2 separate regions of the Homo sapiens genome follow, and region 2 is linked to region 1. Evidence: chromatin loops called from intact Hi-C (ENCODE). Cell type or tissue: Caco-2. All regions are shown on one strand. Links, peaks and the distances in the headings refer to the core of each region. The heading gives the core; the rest is flanking DNA. Region 1 has its middle 14 kb from the start of LINC02159. Region 2 overlaps ATP10B (ATPase phospholipid transporting 10B (putative)).

Region 1 (11,048 bases), core at 3,578-6,077:
AGAGCGAAACTCCGTCTCAAAAAAAAAAAAAAAAAAAAAAGCAGGGAGTGGAAGATCAGGCAGGAAACCCTTGCATGGCATCCCTGTACACATTTATTCTTTCCATGAATATTTACTGGGGCATCTGCTTTGTACTAGGCCCTAAGGCTATGATACTGTGCAAAATCAGACTTGGCCCATAGTCTTGGAACCAGGACTCACACAAAGCAAGTACTCAATCCAGTGGGAAGGACAACCCAATAATCAAACAAATGGGATTTGGGGAGATGACTGGGAGGAGTCGCTAGCAGCCAACCTTTGTAGACCCTATTAAGAATGTTGGTACTCATTTTCATAGCAGTGAGAAGCTCTTAGAGGATTTTAAGCAGAGTTTTAAACAGGTTCAGATTTGTATTTTGAAAAGATGATTCTGATTGCTGTGGAAGGAGGATATCTATTCTCTGATTAGAAACCCAGCCCCTCTCTGCTGACTGATCTCTGTCATGTCAATGGAAGGGAACCAGGGAATCCACTCTACAGTGGCATCTACCCATGCAGAAATCCCAGTAGCTTCCGCTAGCTCTCTTTACACTTGGCAGCCATCTCGGGTCGCTAACGACGGCGCCTTCCTGACTGCCTCTGAGGCCAACTGCGATGTCTTGGCAACAATTCTATTAATATCAGAGCTAGGAATGAGCCAATGGAAAGCTGTTCATCCATGTAATGAGGTTTCAGTTATATTTTAGAAATGTGTCAGATAATTTGGTAAGAGACAGCAGAGTTTTTCTGTTTGTCAAGAAACAGGGGAGGTAGAACTCGAGTTCCTGAGCTTCAGCTGCAATGTGAAAATTGTCCTCTGTACTGAGATGCTTAAAGCAAAATAAGCAAATGTGAAGGGAAGGTGGCAGTGAGAGGGGCTCAGGACACCTGTGGGTGGCAATGGCAGGGAGAGTGGACACTGAATAGTGGTCAAGCACTTACAGTCGATCGAGCATCTCTGACACCATCTCATGACAGCCCTACGGGGTATGTAGAAGCTGCTCAAAGAAGAATTTGAATCGACATCTTTCTAACTCCAAAGTCTGATTTTGCCATTACTCTGATGTTTTGCTCAATTGCTGGATAAAAAAGGGCTTAATAGGTACATGTTTTGGTGTAGAGTGAAACTTATTTTATATTAGGAAGAAATGGGCTCAAAGCTATTAAATAAGAGCATCTTTCCCACCAAGCTTAGAAGAATCTCAATATTGCATGTTCCGTGTTCTCAGCATTCATGAGCTCTGACATGGTCATTCTGGGCAGCGCTCTCAAGCATGGGACATGCAAGGATCTTTGAAGAAGCACATGGAACTTACATTGAGAATTGAATCACATAGTAACAAAATGGGTCCTGTTTAACCACTTCAATGTTCCCAGATACGTAAGTCAGTGTTTTGCAACATCACTTGCCCTTCACAATCACCTGGTGAGCTTTCATAAACTCCTAGGCTCAAGCCACACCTCAGAGATGCTGATTTAGTTAGTCCCCGCTGCAGTGCTTCTCACACTTCAATGTCATGCAAACCCTTTGGAGAGCTTGGCAAAAATGGAGATTCTGATTCTAAAAACCTTGGTGGGACTTGAGATTCTGCATTTATAACAAGCTTCCAGGTGACGTCAATGCTGGTCAGGGGGCCTCACTTTGAGCAGTTGGAGTCTAGGGCGTAGTCAAAGTTGAGAACCACAGTTTTAAGGATACAGTCTCAGTTTGGTGCTAGTCTTTTTTCTCTCTTTTTAAAGGTTTAATAAATTATTATTAATCAATTATAATGAATTATACATGCAACACAAATCAAATAGTAAGCAGTGAACAAAGACACGACACCCGCTCCCCACCTTCCCCGCTATGGTCCCAGACACTAGAAGCTCATGTCCTCTATCGGATTAAATATTGTCATTCTTCCTCTACAGGATCAAATATTGTCATTCTTCCTCTACAGGATCAAATATTGTCATTCTTTCAGAGGGATCCTTGCATATACAACCATAAATGTACATGTGTATATAACCTTTAAAAAGCCACAAATAGCAGCTTTCTATTCAGCACTTTGTTTTTTTTTTTTTTACTTAATATATCTTAAAGATTGTTTCATAATTGTACATAAAGAACTGCCTCATTCTTTTTTATTGTGGTAAAATATATATAACTTTTACCAGTTTAAACATTTTTAAGTGTACAGTTTGTGGCATTAAACACATTCACAATGTTGTGCAACCATCACTACCATCTATCTCCAGAATGACTATCTTCCCAATCTGAAACTTTGCACTCAATAAATAGGGCTAGTTAATCTCAACTCTCCTTTTACAGGTCTCAGAACCAGAGCTTTCCGCAATGTCTGGCTAGAGTTTATACATGTTGCTCTGTGTTTAATTTTATAGTCACTCTCTGTTTGTGATAAGAAATACTCATTGTCCCATTAAAGTAGTCTTCCTTTTAAACAAACCTAAGTTCCATTGAAATGACAATGTCTTATAGTTATCAGTGAAGGCTGTACCTGGCTGTGCCACAAGATGTGAAAGTTGAACATGAAGGACTCAAACACAGGACATTCCCTTGGCCCTCTGCTGTGTGCCCAAATGACCTTTACCTTCACTCGCAGGAGAGCAAAGATGGCTTCCCTTTTGGGCCTCATGACTTATACCCGCAGGCAGCCTTTTCTAAGTGCTAGAGTTGTTTTCAGACCACAAAGCAGTTCCTCTTTTCTCATCCTTAATGGAATGGCAAAGAAGAATAAAGGCCTAGGCCTCTTACAGGATTTTGTGTCCTCTGATAGAGATGGGGAACACAACCCCAGGCATTTAACAGTAGGTGACATTAAGGAATGTCCCTTCTAGAAAATGACATATTTTCATGCGGGTGGGTGTCTGGCTTGAGAAAAGTCAGAGAAGGATCAGCATCTGACTCATATGAAAGTCTTCATAGCAGAACTCAGCTGAAGGGAAGAGGTAGATTCACTGTGTAGACCAGAGAAAGGGCTCAGGATTGGGAGTCCACAGACCTGGCACTGAGGTCTGGGTTTATCACCAGCTGGTTGAGTGTCTTGTAGCAAGTCACTTTTACCTCTCCAAGCACTGGTTTTCTTCATGTGCAAAATGTAGAGGTGAATATCTTATGAAGATTAAATGTAGTAATATATGGAGGTATTTAGCACTGGGCCTGCCACGTTGTTAGTGCTCAGTAAATAGAAATATTATAGTTTCAGATGATTCACTGAAAAGGAAGTAAAGAATGGAGGAGGATGTGGGCAAAAAGGCAGGTCCGAGGACACTCAGATGGTCACCACCCAGCCAAATTTTCACCTGTGACTACCCAGACTAAGTAGGCAGAGAAATACTGAGATGTCAATAGAAGACAATGTGTCTACAAAGAATTCCAATGACCCAGTACTTAACCTTCTCCCTTATTTTTACTCCTAAGCAAACCAAACAAAAACCAATCTGAAAAACAAATCTGCAATAGACACACACTTGTCTTAGAAGCTGACATACTGATTCAGTGAATATATCTTTGAGCAGCTCCTATGTACTTGGAAGCTGCTCTGGGTGCTGGGGACAGTGACACACAAGATGGAGAAGATCCTTGCACTCTCGGGCTTATATCCTAATGGGGCCCCTCCAAGCCCTTGGTCCAAGGCCCATTCAGCTGTCCCCACATATAGCCCCTGCTTTTTCTCTGAGGGTCCTGAAATGCAATAGTATCTGCTGACTTTTCTGCCCTGCAGAGGAAGGAAATAGGATGGTTTTATTTTCAGAGGTAAGCACAAGTATTTGTTTGGAAGACTTTTCAATTATTAGTAAAGAAAAAAGTTTACACTCATCGATGAAGTGTCTTTCTGTGATGTGGAGAATAGACAGAGCAGAAGAGAAAATGAGCTGTGGCCAGGGCATGAGACAGAAGCTGTGCTTGCCATCGATCGGAAGGCTGGCAAGCAAGGAAGAGCAGGGCAGCTTGACAAGGCTTGAAAACATGTCCTCAGTATTAGCTTCAAAAGGAGACTGTGCACACGAGAAACACTTGTGCATGATCTTGTGGTGGAAGAGGAAGAATTTAACATCAAATCATCCCCCAGTACATGACATTGGCCTGGAGAATGGATTCTGACATCTAAATAACTGGTTTTGAATCCCAGCTCTGCCATTTAATAGGCACTTAACCTTACCAACCTTAGTTTTCTAATCTGTAAACGATGATGACAGTATTTACCTCACGAGGTTGGAGGTTAAGTGAAAAGGTATACATATAGGAATCAGCACGGTGCCCAGGACGCTGTGAAAGTGTTATCATAAATGTGTGCAGAGCTGACCAAAATAAATGCAGTATTATGCAACTGTGGAAAATGCATTTATTCGTGATCACACAGACATTAAAGAGGATGATGTCCAAGCTTTAACTAGATTTTTCTGACTTTACGCACCTTCCTGATAACAGCCAGCTTGCATAAATACCACTTATGAGGAACAAACAGGATTTTCTTGACGTACAGCCACAATGGGACCACTGTTTTGTCTGTGTTTGTAAATGACAGGATACACAAGCTAGTCCTCAAGCCAAGAAGCCAGTTACTGAAATTATCTTATAGCACTGAAACTATACTTTAAGATCTGTGATCAAGTCCCACTTACTATTAAACCAGACTGAACAGAGAACAAGAAAGGAAAGAGAAATTGGAAAAATGCAACAGGATTGGTGTTCAAAAGGATGGGGCTGAGGCGCCTTGGAGAGACCAACACTCTGCCCTCATGTTTACCTATTGGGACATTCCCTTGATGAAAGGGTTGTCTGGGAAAGCCAGGCTGAGTAGTTAAGCAGCTCAACTATGTCTGAATAAGATTAGGCAAAAGAAAAACAAACAGGCTCCACCAGCTAGGCCAGGGCTGCAAGGACTCAGGAAAACAAGTGAGGCAGGTTTGTCCCCATCCCTTGCCAGCAGAACAGGTTTTTCAAGGATAATCTGTAATGTGTTATCAAACTACCTCTGTGAGCCCCATTCAGGCAATAGGAGTTTGGAGCAGCTGAACAGAGTTGAAGGGCATGTGTTTAATCACACAGGGTTGGGGTTAGGCCTCCGTGTTGCCACCTTCAGCTGGGTGCCCCTGGGCCAACTTTGTGTGCTCCTTAAGTTTCAGTTTCCTCTTCCTTAAAATAATGAGGATAATACTGGAATCTACTTTAGAGTGTTGCTGTGTTAGAATTACATGAACTAATTAAGTAAACTTACACATAGTAAATACTCAATAAAAGGTATTAATTATTAACTACTGTTATTACATGGGAAGCACCTGAGAGCCTTGCGTGTTTGGTGCAGACAGCAGAAGGATGACTGCTTTATCGGGGTCATGGTGCAGTGATCGTGTGCTGGGATTGCAGCAGAAGCCAGGGCCCACCTAGTTGGAGAATGATCCAGTAAAATAACTCTAATATCCAACTGGCTATCATGGCTTAAGGACACGAGAAATGGTAATTGTGTTTGACCAGCCCAGCACAGCCCTTGAAACAATTTCTTCTCGTCACTTATCCTAACATTCTAATTCAAGAGATTTTATATCAACAGATTTAAGCCAGCATAAGGAAATGTTATCACAGAGCTGAAAGAGGCCCTCAAAATGGCCAGGTCCAGAGCTCTGTCTTGGGGAACAGTAGCTCCACTGATTGCTTTTAATAAGCAAACTTATTACCTCAAGGCTTGTGTGGTTGCCTGCCCACAGAGAGAATCCTGAAGAGAGGAGAAAGTTCTGGTCAATCTGGTGAAATCCTAGAGACACAACTTAAGTCATTTGCAACAAGACACTTCACTTACCAGGCTAAAGATGACAGGACACCGATAATTACCTAGAAAGTAGATTGGATCTTGAGTATAAACTCCTGTCAAACTAAATTCCCAGTGGAGTTTATGTTTCCTTGAAAGTTTACTAAAATATGACAATGAAGAGGGAAGGCTGTGGATTATAAGAGTTCAAAGTTCTAATCCTGATTCTGGCCATGTGGCCTGCCTATTATTCATTAGTTCCTTACACTTATACAAGATGGGGATGATAGTCCCTATCTCATAAAAGAGTTGAGGGAAAAGTAGCAGCAGCAGCAAACTTTTGAAGTTCATTATGGACCTATCACTATTTAAGCTCGTCATACCTATCGATTTGTATAACTCTGACAATAACCCTAGGGGATGAGTTTATTATCACCCCCGTTTGTAGACGGGGAAACTGAAACAGAGTGGTTGGGAAAATTGCCCAAGGTCACACAGCTAGCAACTGGCAGTGCCAGCCACTGTAAGCCATGATCCAACCCCTTAGTCACTGTGATAAATTGCCTCTTGCATATAAGAGAAATGCTTCTATCAGTGGCAGATACGAAGTAGTAAATACATTTTGACTATCATGCTTATGTTATTAATTCCTCGCATGGGATACAGTAGCTGCAAATTCTCCTAAAAAGTTAAAGAATTTAAAACAGTTTGGTTTCAGCCTTGTAAACAATGTGTACTCTGAGTTAGTTGATTTCATGTTCTCCTTTGGTAAGTTGCATCTTTTTTCTTCTTTATGAAAATATCTGTCATTTTCTTTAAAGGCCATGAAATTAGGAAAATAGGAGTCCTTTTGGAACATTCTTCCTAAATCTTGGTAAACAAGACAAGTGGACAATGGTGAATAAAAGTGCACAGTTTCCAAGTACCTTCATAGGCCTCATCTCATCAGATAACATCCTGTGAAAAGCAGATGCCTGGTAATGTCAACTGATGTATCCATAAGGATTGCCAGGTAATATAGCCCAGTAGAAGGCATTGCACCTGGTGGATGAGAGCACGTGCTCTGAATCAACCAGTTTGCATTCTAATCTGGGTTCTATCACTTACCACCTGGTGACCTTGGAACTTTTAAATCTCACATTTTCAATTTCCAAAAACAGATAGTAGGCATGATAGTAGGCACTGGATAATCTACATGAGATTATCCAAGGAAGACTCTTAAGACTTAGTAAATTCTCAGTAAAAGTTCACTGCTGATATTGCTATTATCTCTATCGTGGCACAAGAAGTTGGAAAAGAATTCCTGGTAATTACCGCCAGGATTCAAGCCCGGGTCTTCAGAAACTTAATGTAATTCTCTTTTCATAATACAACATTGCTTATGGGCCCCTAGCTTCCCAGAAAATTGTTAGGGCTCTGAGTTGGCTTCTAATTCAAAATTTATTCTTTCAAAAAAAGCATTTCCTAAAATCTGCAAATGAAGACTAGCGCAGGGAAATAGAACAAGATAAGGAGAGACTTAAAAACAGGATCACAGGAGCCAACCTGAGGATCAGATATAAAATCAGATGTCTCTTAAATCAAACAGACAGGGCTGGGGCTGACGCCAGAAACGCTTAACACCCATTACAATGAAGAAGACGTAAGTGCAATAAGGGACCCATAAAAACCACCAGCATGTGAAATACTGCCAAACGCTGTGTGGTTGCCAAGGAGGAAGCATCACTAGGCTGGATTCAAATACTTCTCTCTGCAAAGCAAATAGGCTGAGTGTTAATTAAAGCGTGTAAGTTGATTCTTGAGGTAGCTGCCTGGAAAAAGAAATCCTGCCTAGAAGTCACTTCCTCTGATAGATTTCTTTTGGTACTGTGGATTTTCTGCAAGTGAAATTCTCCAAATCAAACACACCTTCCTGTGTATTCGCTGCTCCCCATTGCTTGTGGAGCTGTGTGCTTTTGAGCAAGAGCTGTATTGTGCTGTTTTCTACATCACTGTCACACTAAGTGCTTTGCAAAGGGCTCACATTACCTGTGCATCTCAAAACAACCTCACATGCTATAGAGAACAGTAGTTATTATTCCATTTTACAGAGGGAACAACATAAGAAATGCAGGCACTAAGTGACTTGCCCACAATTGCAGAGAAGAGTACAGCTCATAGAAACACCTTGGATCCCCTGATTCCAAATGTAGGCCTCTTCCCATCTTAAAAATGAATGACACCCAAAACAGAAAGAGATATGCGAGCAAAGTGCACTGGAAATTTAAGTGGGTGGCTTGATAAAGCAGGGTAAAAGGGTGCACTTTCAGCTTTCTGAAATTGTATTGGCATGACAAGTACCCCCACATCTTTAAGATCAATACCATACCTGGCATCTAGAAGGACAAGCTGGGGTGAGTCAGAAATGCTGTCGCTTTTGAAGACTGGTCAGCAGAGCCAGTCTTACCATACCTTGCTGTTTCTTAGGAGACTAAATCCATGTGATGCCATTTAGCCTTTTTATCTTACCCCAAGAATGAAATCAGCTGGTCCCTGAGCACTTAAAAATCCAGGTGTTCTTTACTTCTGTTCTTAAACCAAGATGTTTATCTTCCTGAGGTGGATTGAGCAGAGGTGTTGAATGAGAAAGAGGTAAACTGGTGGTCATGATATCTCCTGTTCCCTTCGATTACTCATTGACTCAGCAAGCATTAGGCAAGCCCCTGCTATTATTAGAGACTCTGCCAAGCCCAGCGGACACAGTAGTGTCTAGGAGGTAGAAGAAAGGTCTCTACACTCATGGGACTTTTGTGCTAATGGGAGAGTTAAAAAATAAATGGGAAGACAAGAATTTCAGATTGTGATAGGCATTATGAAAATAACACAGTGAGGGAGAGGAATTGGGGGCAGTATTTTAGATGCTGTGATCTGGGAAGCTCTCTGTGAAGAGATGGCCTTTGAGCCGAAACCTGATTAAAAATAGGAAGCTAATATTGGGAAAAGCCAAGGAATAAGTGTTCCAGGCAGAGGGAAGACAGAGTGCCAAGGTCCTGAGAAGGAAACAGAGCAACAGCCAGGGCTGCTGGCTCACTATAGGTTGGTGGACCTGATATGAGGTGAGGGTGGGGAGAGGGCCAGATTTAGAGTCATGAGTCCAGTGAACCATGCTTTGGAGGTGAGACTGGCTCGGTGTCCAGCTCTCCTTTCTCAAACACATTTCCTTCCCTTTTTTTATTGACTGCTCTAGAGCTTCAAGAATTAGCTTCACTTCTGAGTTGCACAGTCCCTGTATTCTTAATGGCACAGGCCACATGGGTTACATATTTTTGACAGGGACTCTTAACAGTCTCCAACCCCACAAGAGCGGGCCATTGAGGTCTGAGAGGAAACCAAGCTTTGAATTAGTTATTGAGCATGGTCACTGGGGATTGGGGCCGTCACCTCTGTTCTGCCTGGAGAAAGGCTATTTACAAACCCAAATAGTTCCTCACCAGCCCTGTACACTTTGAAACTGGAAGACTCTTGGTCAAATATGGCCTCATCGACTGAAGTCAAGCACATGGGTTCTGGGATCAGTAAACCCTCATTGGCTCAGTTAACTTCTCGGAGTCTCACCATCCTCATCAGTAATGATAGATAACACCTGCCTCATGGGCTTGTAATAATATATAAAGTGCTTCCCAGTCATGCTTTGCAAATCATAAGGCTTCAATAAGCTCTCACCATTATGATTTTTATTAGGCACCATCATAAAAATCCCAACTCTCTCCCTCTCTTCCCCACACACATTTCTTTCAAGTTCTTGCATAGTGATTTTGTAACCTTTTGGAAAGGGGCCTTGAAATAGTACAACTAGTGCCCAATGACTATGTGCTATAGACTGTCCAGACAGGCAACTCATTTCCAAGCAGTCAGTAGCTAAGGTAGAGATTCCTTGCAAGGGTGCTCTGCTCATCAGCATGTGAAAGGAACCACGACCACATAGAGCTATCACCATTATCATCTACAACAGCCCTCATAACACAGTCACCTGTATGCCCTGGGCAAAGAGCTTCCCAAATAGATAGAGGATTGGGGGTCCCTGGGATCCTGTTGCTGCTGGTGGCTGAGGGTGAAAACAGCTTGTAGCCCCAGGACCCAGAGTACTGAGGTGAAGGACAGCCTCAGAGGCTCCCTTTGAAGTAGCATCCCTGCCCCAGGCTGGCAATTGGTGGAGAGAACTGAGAAGAAAAATCACCCCCAAGCCTTAGGATCTAACAAGACACTTACCTCCTACCTCCTTGGTGTAAACTCCATAGCTGACAGGGAGGGTTGGCACTCCTTGGGTGTTTTTTTTCTGGTGGGACACTAGGGAGAAAGACTGAGCTGCTACCACCCCCAGATATCCCATCAAAGGGGAGCGACTGACAGAGAACCTCCTTCTCATGGGTGGCTGGAGCAGGTGGTCCCCACCCATATAGAAGCCCAGCCTTCAGTGTCACACGCCTGAACACAATTCCTCCACCCCAATTTCCTCCTCTCTGGGCCTGCTGCAGAAACCTGCTTAGCCCCACCCTCCTTATCCACTCTAGGCTCCTATTCCAAGCCCTGCATCTCCACCCTCCTCCCTTGGCTTCTGGCAGGACTGGCCTAACTAGCTCAGGCACCCGAGAGGCCACCTGTGTGCTGCTCTTAGCTGGTGGGTGGCTAACCCATGTCTCCACCAGCCCTGCTGTGGCCACACAATTGATTTTGAGAGAGCACCTGGGTTAATTAGAGCCAGAACTTGGGACTTTGGCCCTGCTATGAAAAAAATGAAGAGTACCTGTTTTCTGGTGCTTGATTAAAAATCTGTAGAAATATGAAGACCAGGTATCAGGAGATGGGGTCTCTGCTTAGCTGCTGCATGAAATGGCTTCAATACAAACCAAGTTGCCTCTGTCTTTGGTGCTAGAGATTTGGCCATGTTGCACCAGTACCTCAAGGTCGCAAGCTTTCCTCAGGATGATGCAGCATCTACCCTTATTCTCAGCAGAGAGAACCTGAGCAACAGTTTGAAATTTTCTCACAAGATGTAAAGAAATTCCAGTTTTTCCTCTGTGTAGTGTTAGGGAAATCACCAAGGAAAGTTTAGCAATGTACGGCGTGTCTGTTATTAAAAAGCAATTTGTCACCCCCATTAACACCTGTTCCACTGAATCCACAGGTGATCTTAATGGTGACTTAAATATCCTTGAAAAAGAACACTTATTCAGGTACCAAATCTAAGGATTTGGGATTTTATTTCCCTACCCTGGCAAGTTAGTATTACTTTCTTCCAGA
Region 2 (11,048 bases), core at 5,409-7,908, 120 kb before region 1:
CTTTAACAATTGATGTATATTTAGAGTAAAAACAGATATGGAGGACACCCTTATGTATATCATACCACAAAGCATTCTTAAGAATTTACCATTCACATTCCATTCTCCATGGCCACCGCTACTTCTCCCTCTTTCCCTGAGAACTCTCTTTTCCAGCTATCCACATCTTCCTTGTCTCCATCACCCTCTCCAAGTCCCTTTAGCCAATACATCAGCAAGTATTTAAAAAGGGCTCAATCTTGTCCAAGAAGCTATGGAGAGTTCCACTTACTACGAACGTTGTGAAAACATTAACATTGATAATAGTAGTAGGAAGGGTAACAGTAGCTGACAGTAACTGGTTGTGTGCAAGTAGCAGCCACTGTGCTAAGCACTTTCTTTGTATTCTATCTCTCAACCTTCAAAAATAGTGCCTTCTAAATGAGTTCTTTCCCAGATGCATTCAGGGTACAAGGCCCATCACATCCCTAGGACCCCCAGCGGTAGTATTGTCTTCTTGCCACACATTTACAAGCTGGTCGCGCCCTTCCAAAGGATCTCATTCCTCCAGGAGGGCATTTGATTCTAATCAGCAAATTGCAGAGAAAAGTTTCCTTTTAATATTTGTTGCACCACAACTGATTCCCTTCCCCTCTGACGTCTTGTCTATTATAGACTCTTATGGGAAGGGAGGATCTTGAGAGTGGACTCCTCACACAGGTACCTCCCACCTGCACTTGGAGGACAAGAAGGGAATCCAGAGGAGGGGGAGGAAAGGGAGAAAAGGTGGCTCTTCCAAGCCAGCTGTCTGTTAGAGAAACAAATTGAGTGCAGTTTGCCCCAGGAATATCAGGATTTTCTTTAACCTGGAGCTTAAACGGCAATCTTCTTAGGGTGGGAACTGTAGGGAAGGAGGCAGGAATCTAGAGAAAACTTCCACATACAATCTGTTCCAGCTGCTTGGGGGCACCCAAGGGTGGACAGCAAAATCTCCCCCTGAGTTGTCAGGGGGTTTCAGAACTCACTAATCACATCTAGTTTCAAAGCCTGTGGAGAAACCAGGGCCCAGGAACCCCTGGCTGGGAAAGGCATCCTTGGCTGCATCTTCCCTGATTGCCTTGCCTGCTACAACAGCTGGGCTCAGATACCCACTGCACGTGGCTCCACTGTGTCCGGCCCACAGATACAGCAAGGGCCCTGGAGGTTACCTATGGATGCATGCACAACGAATTACTCTCACTTTTTGCATCAGTACCAGCTCCCCTTTTGCTCTGAAAGCAGCTTTGCAAGTTTATCCCCACCTGTGTTCCTCCACTCCCGAGACCACTAGCTTTGCTAAATTGTTTATTGTGAGTTGCTTCTGCAGCACTTTTTCAGTCTCTCTCTTCTTGAACTTACATCACATCTCAGAATGATTTGTTTCCACTGCCGATCTTGCCTCCAGTCTAAGTACTTTGAAAGTAGGGGCTATATTTTATATATTCCATGTTCCCTAAGTGCCTAGCATTTGGCCTTTCATATAACAGATACTCAAATCTTTTTGTTTTACTAAACAACTATTCATTTAGTAGAGGGACTGCATAAGATGCTGTGTGAACAAACTAGGAGGGAACAAACTAGTGGAACTGCTGGTGTTCAAACCTACATTTTAATGAGAAAGCTAAGAAAATGCACAAACACAAACACACAGAGAGAGAGAAAGCATTAACATGGTACTAAATTTGATGCTAAATACAAGAAAAGAAGCTGTGCATGGTGACACATGCCTGTCATCTGAGCTACTTGGGAGACTGAGGCAGGAGAATCGCTTGAGCCCAGGAGTTCGAGACCAGCCTGGGCAACATACCAAGACCCTGTCATGCAAAGAAAAGAAAAGAAAAAAAGAAAAAAAAAAAAAAAGAGAAAAGAAACAAGTGTGGAAATGGAGAAGAGATAATGAAAACAAGGAGCTTAGATAAGGTGGGCAAGGGAAGGTTTCTTTGAGGTGGTGACATTTAAACCAAGACTTGAAGGGTGAGAAGGATCCAGTCAAGCCAAGAGCTGAGGAGGTTGGGGAGGGTGAGGGTGCATTTCTAGACAGAGAGGACTTGGAAGTTCAAAGGGACTAAGGTGGGAAAGAGAGTTTGACATGTTCAGAGAACTGAGGGGACTCCACTGTGGCTAGAGCTCAGCTGGTGAAGTTGGGGAAGGGAAGGGGGTTATATTGGGTTGGAAAACGTCTTCCTAAAATTCAAGTCCACCTGGAATGACCAAATATAACCTTATTTAGAAATAGTGTCTTCACAGATGTAGTTAAGATGAAATTATACTGGAGTAGAGTGGGCCCTAACCCAATGACTTGTGACCTTTCAAGAAGAGAAAACAGATGCAGAGACAAAGACAGAGACAGACAGGGAAGAAGGCCCCATGAAGACAGAGGTAGAGGTTGGAGTTACAAGTCTACAATCTAAGGAACACTGAGGGTTGCCGGCCATCACCAGAAGCTAAGTAGCAGCAAGAAAGGCTCCTCTCTCCTAGACCCTTCGAAGAGAGAATGGCCCGGCTGACTCTGATTTCAGACTTCTAACTGCCAGAACTGTGAACAAATACATTTCTGTTGCTTAAAGCCACAAAATGTGGTGATGTGTCATGGCAGCCCTAGGAAACTAATACATGGGTCAAGGAAAAGACTTTTTCTCTATTTTTTTTTTTTTTTTTTTTTTTTGAGGCAAAGGCTTACTCTGTCACCCAGGCTGGAGTCCAATGGTATGATCTCAGCTCACTGCAACCTCTGCCTCCCGGGTTTCAAGCAATTCTTGTGCCTCAGCCTCCCAAGTAGCTGTGATTGCAGGGATGTGCTACCATGCCCAGCTAATTTTTGTACTTTTATTCGAGATGGGGTTTCACCATGTTAGCCAGGCTGGTCTTGAACTCCTGACCTCAGATGATCCACCTGCCCGGCTTCCCAAAGTACTGGGATTACAGGCCTAAGCCACCACGCCCAGCCATGAAAAGACTGTTTCATCGTTAGTGAAATGGAAATCCATCACAGGGTGATAGGCTGTATCAAAAGCTGATTTTTTTTTTCAGGTTTGTGTTTTAAAAATGTGTCTCAAATGAGTAAAAAGAAGTCCTCGGACTCAGAACACTTCCCCACATCTTTCCAAGGCTACAATGTCTGTGCCATTTGCAGTGTCCTCCACCATGTAACTGCCCTCTGAGCAGGGACAACGTGGCACACTGGGAGATTAGTCATCTGATTTAACCGTCTCCACCATCAACCACTTGAGGTTTCAAAACATGTCCCTTCTATTTTTAAGCAAGCAGCAGTCTACTTCTGCATTATAAATTTAGTTCCCTTTTCCCCAGATACCTGGTGACGCCATGTGTTGTCCCTTGTCCTCCTCCTTCTAGCCCTCTTCAGTTCTAATGGAAAACATTACACAGTTCAAAGTCACTGTTAATTAATGCTGATGTTTGCTTTGCTGACATTGGTATGAAAAGTGCTTATTTGAGGGCGAGAGAGCATGTTTCTTCTAATTCTCAACACCACTTCAGTATGAACTTAAAAATCAATGGATGACTGGATTCAGATGAACATTTACAGTCTGAATTTTGCCATTCATGAATGCTAGCACCTGACACTTGGGGAAAAACAGGTAACTTAGGAGGAAGAATGGCCAAATGGGGAAATAGGGTAGAAGCTAGAAGGTTCTGGAGTGCACAGCTTTCTGCAGCCTGGCAGCATTTAGAGTTCTCAGCGTATTAGAGTTCTGGAGAAAATAATTTTCCTTCTTCCTTAAAATTGATGGATTCACTCATAGTTCTCATCCATTCAAGATGAAAAGTTTCCTGATTAGGAATTTGAACCTCAGTCTTTACCAGTTGTAACAAGGAATTTTGAGTTGGAGCACTCAGTGCCAGTTACTGAACCAAATGTTGCATATTCTTCATATCATTTAAGAAGGAAAATGGGCACCATTGGAGTTACAAGTCTGCAAGCTAAGGAACACCAAGGGTAGCCGGCCATCACCAGAAGCTAAGCAGCAGCAAGAAAGGCTGTCATTTATTGAGTGTCATAATCTTGGCTGGTACTTCATATACATTATTTTATATAATTCTGTCATTTCAGGGTAGTAAAGTATGAACTTGGAGTCCACACCTCGGTTTAAATCCTGGTTCTGCAACTTAGTAGCTAAACAACTTCGATTAGTTGCTTAATCTCTCTAAGCCTCAGTTTCCTCATCTATAAAATGGAAATAATAAAAATGTCAATCTTATTAAAATTAAATGAAATCCTGTAATACTGTCTGGCTTATAATGATGATTACAAGAATCATAATGATAATAGTAATAATTACTGTAGCATTTACTAAGTGCAAAGAGTTTACAAATGTGACCATTGAAAAGCAGAGAAGTCAGAAACTTGTCCTTTGTTAAACAGCTAAAGTGTGGTATAGGTGGAATTTGATCCATTAACGTTAGCCATTGTTAGGGTTATAATCTGGAGTTCTAACTACAGTGTTTTGTACAAAGTGCATGCTGAATAAATATTTGCAGACTGATAAATTATAGGCAGTATATTCTTGCCAGGGGAGAATCTTGGATCTTGTTTAATAGTCTCCACTTATATGGGATTTGGCTAATATAATTGGTTTCTTTCTTCACTGGATTCCACAGAGATAGGCCATTCCCCTTTGCTTCTCAGTGTTTGCTGAGTCTGAGCAGAAAGTATTTTCTAGCTGTGATTTGGGAAGAATGACATCAGCTTAAGAAACACATTTAAAACATCCATACTTCAAGGCTGAGGTATAGGCCTACTCTTCCAGGAAGCTTTGAAATTTCCCTTTCATTTGAAGCCCTGCAGGGCCCTTCCACCCAGGTCTTTCTTTTGCTTCTTATTAAATAGGTTTGTAATGTACTGTTTGCTGGCTCTTGGTCCCTTTGACATGCTGTAGAATCCTTGCCAGCCCTCAAAATCTCCTAGAGTTATTTTCAGGAGCTCTTTGTGGAGTTTCACATACACTGATGCAACTTTGGCCTCCTCCTTGATATCTGTGGCCCAGGAATCCACTAACGATGTATTCATCCAACATTCCAGCTGCCAGGGTCCTCTGTGAACACTGATTCTCTGTCCACGAAGCTTCCAAAGACACAAACCCTACTGGGGCTAAAATGACGCTACTTTATAGAAATACTGCAGATACTGTCCCTCTCTGCAACTTATTGTTCCACTCTGTCTTATTGATCCTGCAGTGCCTTTACTTATGCTCATCTCTCACGAAGTCCTCCAGGTAAACAGCTCCATTAGCCTCTCCTTGTATCACCTATCACCTTCAGCCTCAGACTACAGCCAGGCTGAGTGACTGGGAGATGTCTGATTTTTCCTTTGCAGCTCTTACTACAAAATGGCAATCACATATTTATTTTGTGCAAATTCCATCTAATGTCTATCTTTCCAATTAGAGGGCAAACTCCATGAGGGAATGGATTGAATATGCTTTATCATTCCTATATCCAGAGTAGCACAGTCTTGAACATAGCAGTGCTTAATAAAAATGTATTAAATGCATGACTACTTTGTTCTTCTGAACCCATTCTCCCCCAAATCAGGTATCCAGGTAAAGACGACAGGAGTTCTAACTCAAATCAATGCCTAGGAAGAGCTCAACCACTCACCTGGACCTCTAGCAATATACAGGCCAAGCCCAAGTTCACCAGTTAATGAGACAGAATCGAAACCTGGATTCCAAGTTCAGGCTTTGAGCTTAGTTAAAAGAGGTTTACGTGATCCTTCCCACACGGTTCTTCGAAACAGATTGGGAAGCTCTGGAGGTGGGAACAATGCCTTCTTCATCTTAGCATCTCCCACCTCATCTAGCATAATGCCTAGCAAAGAAGATCTTCCCAAGAAATATTTATCGGATGCAGGCAGCAAACATGATGGTCAAGATGAACGTTTGCCAGCATAGTAGAGTTCCCATTGATCTGCTGCAGTCTTCCAGCTGTGTCTGTAGAGGTGTTGGTTGAGACGTTGAAGGGATTTCTGCGACAACTTTTCCCTTCAGATTGCCTCTCTGGAAATGGTTAATACCAGTTCACATTAGGTGCGGAGAAACAATTTCCTAAAAATATAGATGGGGCATAAAAGCCTAACATAAGCTGAGGAAGATGACCACCTCATGACTGCCTTCTTCCACAGTAGTCAACGGGATGGGCTAAGGGCTTCCTGATTTGTCCCAATTTGTAAAGAATTTGTAAGCTGACATTACCTGAGGAAAAAATCAAGAACACGCCTAACTTAAAACCATTGCCTGTTTTCAAGCCAACCTATATCAGTGGTTCTCAACTGGAAGCAATTTTGTCCCCCAGAGGACATTTGGCAATGTCTAGAGGCATTTTTGGTTGTCGCACCTGGGGAAGTCTACCGATATCTAGATGAGACAATGCCTGCGATATTGTTAAACATCTATGGTGAATGCACAGAACATTTCCCACCAGTCATCTCCCCAACAAAACATCAGTAGAACTGAAGGGGAGAAACCCTGACTTAGACAAGTTCAAAATGCATGGTAAGGGACACTGCTAAGTTCACATGGAGAGCCTGATACCTACTGCTTAAGGCACTTGAGTTCTTTTCCATTTCTTCCAGCCTAAAGTTAGTTGCTAATGGCTTCAGCCTCCTGAATGTGGAGACTGTACATTAGGGGGCAGCTTGGTTTCAGACTTGCAACCGCTGCTGTGTCAGGATTCAAAGTATCAGAGTGTGTGTGGGGATGCTTTTGTCTGGCTTCTTCTCATCTTTCTCTTGCTGAGCTCAAGTGGGAGGTTTCTCTTCAGTTTCACGATTCTTCATCCCCCATCCCCATTCCAGAAAAAGGCAGGAGGGGAGATAATTGGGGGACAACATAAGGTTGTCAGCTGCTTGCTCAGAAGGAAGGAGTTACTTCCAGCTGAACTCACTCTCCTGCACATGCTCCCTGGGCAGACTTTTGCTATCATGGGCTTTCTCCGTGACATGCTCCTGTTCAAAAGGCTTCTGTTGGCTCACTTGGCATGGTGGGCTTGGAACCAGCTGACCTGGGCTTGACTAGCTATATAACTTTAGATCTCTAAACCTCAGTTTTTTTCCTTTTTGTTGAAGGAGGATGTTGTCATCAACTGTTTAGGTTGTGCTATATGGATTAAGAAACCACACTATCACTGCTGTTGACCACTACCCCAGTTAACATTGCCATGAAGATTATCACGTACCAGGAACTGTGCTAAATGCTTTACACATTATTTGATTTAAGCTTCATTGTAACCTACTTTTTAGAGGCATCAACTGAGGCATAGGAAGAGGCTACTTGGGCCAGGCACGGCGGCTCACACCTGTAATCCCAGCACTTTGGGAGGCTGAGGAGGGCAGATCACAAGGTCAGGAGTTCAAGACCAGCTTGGCCAACATGGTGAAACCCCGTCCCTACTAAAAATACAAAAATTAGCCGGGCGTGGTGGTGCATGCCTGTAATCCCAGCTTCTTGGGAGCCTGAGGCAGGAGAATCATTGGAACCCCGGAGGTGGAGGTTGCAGTGAGCCAAGATCATACCACTGTACTCCAGCCTGGGTGACAGAGCAAGACTCCATCTCAAAAAAATAAAATAAATAAAAAGAGGTTACTTGTTCAAGGTCACATAGCTTGTACTTGGTAGAATAATTTAAACCTGGTGGTCCTACCACTAAACTCTCCTTAATTAATACTGAGAAAGAGCTCTGGATAATGTGAGGTGCTATGCAATCTCAGAATCTTTTCCCCATGATTTATATTTGTTATTTATTTAACTGGTATTTATTGAGTGCCTCTTAGATGTCAGAGACTATGCTAGAGGAGGTCAACACAGATTTTTTTTTTCAACGTTGCCCCTGTAGGATTCATGGGGAGGCAGAAATCAAATTTCTGACTCCAGTTCCTGACTGGAACTGGAGTTACTGTGCCCTGATGTCCTCCTGTGTTCCAGAGCAGATTCAGTGCAAAAATACAAAACAAAAACAAAACTAAGTCAAATGTCCTACCCTTGCACCCATACATAGAGATAAGCAGATCTATTTGGCCAAATAGCTACTTCTATAAGGGATGAGGGTTGTGTGTTGTGTAGTCATCACTTCCTTAGGAAACATTTTTCATCTTTGTCAAAGTCCCCTTTTTGCAGTCTTATTGTAGTATGCACTTCTCCTTCTCAGCAGTTGTCTGGTCTCAATTGTATACTCATATGTGTGTATGTGATAAATAGATGAACTATGTTGTACTGTTTTGTTCATCATTTGTTCCTCAGTGTCTACTTCTGGGGTGGAATATAGAGAGTGTTCTATAAATATCTAATAAATGAACTTGAGTTCATACTATGTGTCAGCTCCTGTGCTAGGATCTTCACGTGCATTATCTTACATGTGAGAATGGATGAGTACTGACATTTTCCAGAGGGGGAAAACAGGCTTATGAGCCCATAGTCATATAGCTGGTAAATTAGGATTCTAACCCAGGTTCATATAGATCCAAAGACCCATGTCCCTTTAGTATCAAACTAGACTGGAGTTTGAAAACTACACATTTGCAAATTTGCAATCATCTTGCAGAGAGTATGATCACAGTGGGGACTGTGAGCTCCAGATTCAGTCATTTTGAGTTCAAATCTTGGTTCCATTACTTCACAACTGTTGGACCTTGGGATATGTGTGCATCTTATGACTCACTTTTCCTTATAAATAAAATAGAAATAAAAAACAGTAGCACCTCATGATGTTATTGTGAAGGCTAGTTGGATTACAGCTGTCCCTGCATATATGCAAGAGATTGGTTTCAGTAACCCCCCACCACCAAAATCCATTCATACCAAAGTCCTGCTGTCAGTATTGCAGAATTATGTGTACCAAAAAATGGCCTTCCAGATACATGGGTTCCCTCAAATATTGTATTTTCAATTTGTATTTGGCCAAAAAAAAGCTGTGCATACATGGACCCGTGCAGCTCAAACCTGTGCTATTCAAGGGTCAACTAAATTTGTGACGTGTTTAGAATAGTGCTTGGCACATTGTATGTGTCTATATATTACATGTGTTTGCTTTTATTCTCCTTGTTGGAGAAAGAAGAGCTTTAAAGACTATATATCATTGTTTATGTATCATTTTTAGGATTCTGCACATGAAGTATACTAATCTGATAAGAAATGTTGAAATTTATGTGCTGATGACAAAAATAATTTAGCAGTAATTAATAATAATGTGTGTCTCCTGCATGGCAGCTCCTCAGCGTATCCACATTAAACAATCACTTGTATTTAACAACATCTTGTTAAATTTAATTGTCTTGTTAAATCTGAATTAAGTGTGTCTTAAAGAAGCTATTTAGATCATCACTGAGGTTTTAAGCTGTCTGCTCATTTTAGAAATTGAACCAGAGCTGCCCAGAATGCTGTTAATTTCAGGTTTGGCACACGCATGTGGACATTTCTGGGTTACTACACTAACTGGGTCACGCTCACCTGGAAGGGCCACCAAGACTAACCCACATTCTCCAGAGCCAGAAACCTGTCTCGCCGCCTGCCTGCCAGGGCCCCAGGTACAGTGAAATGTGAGGCACTTAAGAGCATTTACACGGTGTGGGCAGTGGCCCCTAGTGCCCCAGAGGCTCTTGTTATCTTGTCTGTGTTTGACTGCTGTTTATGTGTGTGAGCAGCCGGCTCCAGATTTAGGGTGGAGAGGGTATTAGTCAGGGTTCTCCAGAGAAACAGAACCAAGAAGATATGTATGTGTGTGCATATTTATATTTACTATAAGGAATCGGCTCACACAATGATGGAGGCCAAGAGGTCCTGCAATCTGTCATCTGCAAGCTGGAGATGGGGGAAAGCCAGTGGTTCCAAGCCCTAAGGCCTCAGAACCAGCAGAACCAATAATGTACATCCTAGTCCAAGGGCAGGAGACCCATGGCCTAGCTCAAGGCATCAGGCAGAGAGAGTGAGTTCTCCCTTCCTCCACTTTTGTGTTCTCTTTTGGTCCTCAACAGATTGTATAAAGCCCACCCACACTGGGGACAGCCATCTGCTTTACTCTGTCCACCAGTTCAAATGTTAATCTCTTCTGGAAACACTCTCACAGATACACCCAGAAATCATGTTTAACCGGATACCTGGGCATCCTGTAGTCTAGTCAAATTGATACATAAAATTAACCATCACAGAGGGATTCCATGTAAAGAGAGTTGCCAGTCCAATTACACTCCCCTGACCCAGATAAAGGTCAACTGTGTTCCTGACACAGATCAAGGTAAGCAGGCAATCAGCATAACATCTGAAAAACAAGCTAGCAGGCTGAGTTTTGGAGGGCAGACAGATCCTGCCATCTTTCCTTCATAAGAAAACACACACATAAGGTTATCCCCCAGAACCTAGGGAATAAGGTTCAGACAACAAAAATGCAAGCTGAGAGTGGGGTTTCTTTTTACCGCTGTTTGTCTTTCAGAACTTTGGCGAAGAGGTCTTGGGAAGATGATCTTTATTGTCTAAGGAAGGGGGGGATAATGATGATAGGAACAACAACAATGATTAACATGGACTGAACTCTTAGCATGTGCTAGGCGTTTGACTAATATGTTTTTAATCCACTCAACAACCCTATTTACACAGATGCTATTTTTATTCCCATTTTATAGTTGAGGTAATTGAGAGGACAGAGTTTGAGTAACTTATTCAAGGTCACTTATCTGTAAATGGCAGAGTAAAGACTTAATCTTGGGAAATATGTATTCTTGACCAATATGCCATCCTGCCTTCTAGAATTCACCATCTTTTGCAGATGTTTATGGCAACAGAGCACTTTGTCACCCTCCAGTTACTGTAGGGAAATTTCCTTCATGTAGGAGGTCAACAGAGTGCAAATGAAATTAGCCTCATTTTCAAGAAAAGAAAAGACAAACGGGGAAGAAAAAGTACAGAGATGCACAGCTCAACCCAGTAAAGAGAGAATCTAGCAATAAATTAGAACCATGGTAGAAAACGATACATATACCTGTTAAAAAGGAATGAACAGTTCTGTTCCACCAATATGGAAAT

What was found. Peaks named below come from ENCODE experiments on the same cell type or tissue, not always from the same donor. Only the 100,000 strongest peaks of a DNase experiment are listed, where the experiment ranks them.
Region 2: a loop joins it to region 1, with 5 times the contacts of the local background. A loop is called at or near these places in 2 of 110 quality-filtered maps.

What each region holds. Positions count from the first base shown.
Region 1 is chr5:160,919,206-160,930,253 of GRCh38, forward strand. It overlaps a transcript of ATP10B not described here. Among named protein-coding and RNA genes, the nearest start is that of LINC02159, 14 kb to the right of the region's middle. RefSeq lists an enhancer at 9,445-9,946. In Caco-2, for the core only: no CTCF peak of the experiment used is centred there; DNase peaks (open chromatin) are centred at 4,886 and 5,336.
Region 2 is chr5:160,796,086-160,807,133 of GRCh38, forward strand. All of the region lies in intron 1 of ATP10B (ATPase phospholipid transporting 10B (putative)), which reads right to left. Among named protein-coding and RNA genes, the nearest start is that of ATP10B, 51 kb to the right of the region's middle. In Caco-2, for the core only: a CTCF peak has its summit at 6,665; a DNase peak (open chromatin) is centred at 6,696.